Regions from separate parts of the Homo sapiens genome. Here region 1 is linked to region 2. The links are chromatin loops, found by intact Hi-C in ENCODE. Cell type or tissue: IMR-90. All regions are shown on one strand. Region 1 overlaps LOC100506403 (a long non-coding RNA gene). Region 2 overlaps LOC100506403 (a long non-coding RNA gene).

The links. Hi-C counts contacts between places; a loop is a spot of excess contacts. Peaks named below come from ENCODE experiments on the same cell type or tissue, not always from the same donor. Only the 100,000 strongest peaks of a DNase experiment are listed, where the experiment ranks them.
Region 1: a loop joins it to region 2, with 4 times the contacts of the local background. A loop is called at or near these places in 2 of 110 quality-filtered maps.

What each region holds. Positions count from the first base shown.
Region 1 is chr21:35,574,020-35,576,519 of GRCh38, reverse strand. All of the region lies in intron 1 of LOC100506403 (a long non-coding RNA gene), which reads left to right. Among named protein-coding and RNA genes, the nearest start is that of MIR802, 150 kb to the left of the region's middle. In IMR-90, no CTCF peak of the experiment used is centred here; DNase peaks (open chromatin) are centred at 1,079 and 2,329; H3K27ac peaks cover 319 bases.
Region 2 is chr21:35,513,959-35,516,458 of GRCh38, reverse strand. All of the region lies in intron 1 of LOC100506403 (a long non-coding RNA gene), which reads left to right. Among named protein-coding and RNA genes, the nearest start is that of MIR802, 210 kb to the left of the region's middle. In IMR-90, no CTCF peak of the experiment used is centred here; no DNase peak of the experiment used is centred here.

The DNA of each region.
Region 1 (2,500 bases), 60 kb before region 2:
TCTGCTCCAAGATAAGCTCAGAAATTGAGAGTCAAGCACTTAGAATGTTTTATAACAGTATGGCATCACCTTAAAATCCAAACACATGTTTATTTCATTATTTGGAGATATAAAGGCCCATTTGCAAATCAGCCACCCAGCTGCAAAGAAGAAAATGTGCTTGTTTTCTGGACTGCCGTGTGCCCGTCAAATATGGAATTATTGTGGGGGGCCAGCAGTATCCGTGCAGGCGCCTTTCCAACTCCCGTGTCTTGGTTAACTTTGCTTCTCAAATAGTGTCAATTATTTGCCTTATTGTCATTTTCTGAGAAGTAAGGCTATGATGTACATACACTGTGGACTTACCAGGAACTCCTTCACACCACCTTGGCTTCCTCTCAATGCCGCTTTACTGCATGTCGACAGCTTCTACCTATTTGATCTTAGTGCTGAAGGGAGATTTTCCTAGGATCTAAACCACGAAGATTTGTGATGAAACTACAAGAAAGCTGAAGTTCCTTAAACCAAATGCTGCAAGGTGGGAAGTGAATAAAACCTAGTTTTAGATGGCCTCTGCAGAACATGCAGGAATTGAACACACACAGAATACAGGGAGCCTGTGGGTCAAATGCAAATGTGGATAGCTTAGTATGATGGTGGTAATAACATGGGGGTAAAATCTTGGCGGAGTTGCCTTTCTGGAAAGAATTCTAGGTGTCTCCTGAACAGTGAACTCATAATTACATCTTGTAATTGAGCTGTTTACTCACCACCAGTGGAAATCCCTAGGGAGGGGGCTGAAGGATAGGTCTTCCTGTGCTTTCTTTAGCTTCTGTGGCTGTTGAAGAGGTTTGAGGCTCTCCTCTTACCTCCACCCCACATCTGACCTGGCCTGTCCAAAGCCCATTGTGCAGCATCCTGAATCCCATTACTATTTCTCCTCTGATTTCTTTTCCTCCTTCCCTACTTTGTTTAAAAATGTTTGGGCCATGGCTGTTGAGATGGCCGTGGCTTTAACCAAACAGAAACACTGAACTTGCCTCCTCTATGGAATTGGTTACTCATGCTTGAATGATGGATGGCATCTTCCCTGCATGTTGGAATAGAGGCCGGAATGATGTCACTGTGGAGTCTGAACCAGGCTTTCTGTTGTGGTCTTATGGAAACTTGATCTGAAGGGCATAACTAGGTAGAAGGGATGCACTGAGCAGTGGCAGGCAGTGAGAAGCAGCTATATTGCTGCATTCTGGTCAGGAGCACTATGTAAAGACACTCACAAAGGGAGGGAGGGGTGAAATGACCACCTGCATCAAGGATGAGCAAGGGCAGCAGCAATCAGGGACTCCCTGCAGGGCATTGGACTGCCAACGCAGAAGCCAGAAGTGATTTGGTTGAAGTCATGGAGAGGCTTCCATAGGGGAGAGGCCAGTGCGAGGAAGTCCTTATTCTTATTTTTGTTTTTGTCTTGTTTGTTTTTTTAATTTTAATGTCTGACATCTGAATGTCTTTCAGGAAGAGCCCTGTCTTTATTTAGAAAGTTACCCGGGCAAGATGTTCGGAGTTGAGATGGGATTCAAAGGGCGTGGGTTTGGCTGCAGACAAGAAAGCCAAAGGGTTGCAAAAGAAAGAAATTGAATTTGAGTAGTAGTCATATAGATATATGTATATAGTCAATGTGTAGTCTGTTATCCCTCACTCCCCTCTCACCCTTTCCCCCAAGTCCATTCATTGTGTCATTCTTATGCCTTTGCACTCTCAAAGGCATATATGTGTGTGTGTGCATGTGCGTGTCTTTGTTAACCTTGCTTCTCAAATAGTGTCAATTGTTTGCCTTATTGTCATTATATATATACACATACGTGTATATGTGTGTATACACACGTGTGTGTATATACATGCCTTTGAGGGTGCAAAGGCATATATATACTCGGTGATGGGTGCACCAAATCTCACAAATCACCACTAAAGAACTTACTCAGGTAACCAATCACCACCTGTTCCCCAAAAACCTATGGAAATTAAAAAAAAAAAGAAATTGAATTTGAGGGTTACAGAGATACAGAGAAAGAGAGGAAGAAAACTGGAGCCTATAATCAGTCAGAAATTATAGAGGAAGTTAAGAACAGGAGTGTTTCAACGTTGTAAATATACTAACAACCACTCAGTTGTCTACTTTAGACAGGTGAATTTTATGATACATAAATTATATTTCAATAAAGCGTTGAAAGAAGAGAGCACAAGTGTGTCTGATACACAATTTCAGGTTGCTTGCATTGCTGCAGTATAACCTCCAAATGCTCTGCAGAATTGAGCAAGCCTCATGAAAGGATTTGTTTATTTAGTTGCTCGGTTTTCGTGGAAGTCTGGGAATGGAGGAGGATTGCATACTTGGCTTAACATGGGTTGGAAGGAGATAGTGTGCACTGGAAGAAGAGATGTTCCATAGATTCCTAGCTCACTGGAACCTGGGGCTTTTGGCCAGAAGTGTCCAGGAGAATGAAAGTCCCCAGTAATTTGCAGA
Region 2 (2,500 bases):
ATTCTAACTGGTGTGAGATGGTATCTCATTGTGGTTTTGATTTGCATTTCTCTGATGGCCAGTGATGAACATTTTTTCATGTGTCTTTTGGCTGCATAAATGTCTTCTTTTGAGAAGTGTCTGTTCATATCCTTTACCCACTTTTTGATGGGGTTGTTTTTTTCTTGTAAATTTGTTTGAGTTCTTTGTAGATTCTGGATATTAGCCCTTTGTCAGATGAGTAGATTGCAAAAATTTTCTCCCATTCTGTAGGTTGCCTGTTCACTCTGATGGTGGTTTCTTTTGCTGTGCAGAAGCTCTTTAGTTTAATTAGATCCCATTTGTCAATTTTGGCTTTTGTTGCCCTTGCTTTTGGTGTTTTAGACATGAAGTCCTTGCCCATGCCTATGTCCTGAATGGTATTGCCTAGGTTTTCTTCTAGGGTTTTTATGGTTTTAGGTCTAACATTTAAATCTTTAATCCATCTTGAATTAATTTTAGTATAAGATGTAAGGAAGGGATCCAGTTTCAGCTTTCTACATATGGCTAGCCAGTTTTCCCAGCACCATTTATTAAATAAGGAATCTCCCCCATTTCTTGTTTTTGTCAGGTTTGTCAAAGATCAGATAGTTGTAGATATGTGGCATTATTTCTGAGGGCTCTGTTCTGTTCCATTGGTCTATATCTCTGACAAACAGCATTTTTCTTCTCTGAGTTGATGGCAGGCCTTCTGTACTTTCCTCCTGCGACATTAAAGTACTTATTAAAATCCAAAAAGTTGTGCAAAGAGGATGTCAACAAGACTAAAAAGTAGGACTATGTATGAATGGTTGCCAGACCTAAGGAGGAATATTCACATGCCTATAAAGAAATGGAGGTGAGAGACTGCACCTGCTATCACGGCTCTACCTCCTGCAGGGTCTCAGGGCCTTCATGGGACAAAGGAGGTACCAATGCATCCTAACTGACTGTTGCATTTTGAGATATTCTGAACAGTTAGTTATGTCACACCCAGAGAGACATACCCTTCCAAACATCTCCAAATTTTAATGAGACTGCAGGTCCTGGGAATGCATCCAGCCTGGCGCAGAAATGAAAAGTGGTGTGAGTTGTATAGGGAGGGGTGAAGTTGGGAAAACAAATGGTCTGGGAAGGAAAACATCTTGGAAGCCACCTATTCTGAAGGTTGTAATGTTCATGTATTGCATTAGAAAGGGAATAACAACACATTGAACCAAAATATTTAAGAATATCGGCATTTTCAGGTCATCAGGCCCCAGGGTAGAGGCGAAGAATGTTCTCAATGAAGCATAGCCATAACAGATCAAGTGACTGCTGGATGCTGGATGTGAGTGTGGAGCAGGAGACATGGACATCAGTTCATCCTTGTCTTTAGATCAGAGAGGGGACATTCCTTATACCTAGTAGACAGTAAAACAACAACAGCAATAACAAAATCTAGCCTAGTTTACTGACACAATCACTGCTACCTGGGACAGAACCATGACGGTCAATAATGAGCACCAACCAAGTAAAACACCAGGTACATAAATTTCAAAACATAAAAGATGACACAGGGTATATTGCTAGGACTGCCTTAACAAAGTACCACAAACTGAGTGGCTTAAATAACAGACATATTTATTGCCTTGTAGTTGGATGTAGTCCAGAAACATCCAGGGCTTCAGGAGGTGTTAGAAGTCTGAGATTGAGGTGTCAGCAGGGCCATGTGCCCTTGGAAGGATCTAGAGAAGGGCCATTTCTGGAAGTTCCTTGGCTTGTGGCAGCCATCTTCAACTGACATTCTCCGTGTTTGTGTGTCTGTGTTCCAATTTCCCCTTTTTATAAGGACACTGGTCATACTGGATTAGGGATCCCTCTGATTCCAATGTGATCTCATCTTAACTAACTGTATCTGCAGCTCTGTCTCCAAAAAAGGTCACATTGTGAGTTACATTAGGACAGTAGGATTTCAACACATGAATTGGGTGGGAGGGGGGCATAGTTCAACACATAGCACAGAAATAAAGCATATTAAAGTAAAACATTTTATCACCAGCAGGAAAACTTTACAAAGCATCTGTTTTGTGTTCTCAATATAAGATATGACAATATGAATTTCATAACATAAAATTTAAAAGTGAAGTGAGAACGTAACAGACTAAAATGGAAAGGAATATCTGGTTAAGATGCAGGCCAATATGAAGTGAGAGGTGGGGAAAATGCAGCGGATTTGCAAGGAAACTAGAAGTTGCAAACGTTGGATTAAAACCCACTTTAGATAAAGTACAGAATCAACACTGTAGAAATCTGAATGATAATAAAAAGTTCTAGACACCTTTTTAGATTATTGTGGAAATATAGAGATGAAATAATGAAATAGATATAGATGAATGGAAAGATAAATATAGAATATTGGCTCATAGACATTAAAGAATTAGATATCAGTGGAAGATGGTAAGTAGATAGGTAAGAGATAGATAGATAGATGGGTCAATAGGGAAGGTAGATAGATACAAAA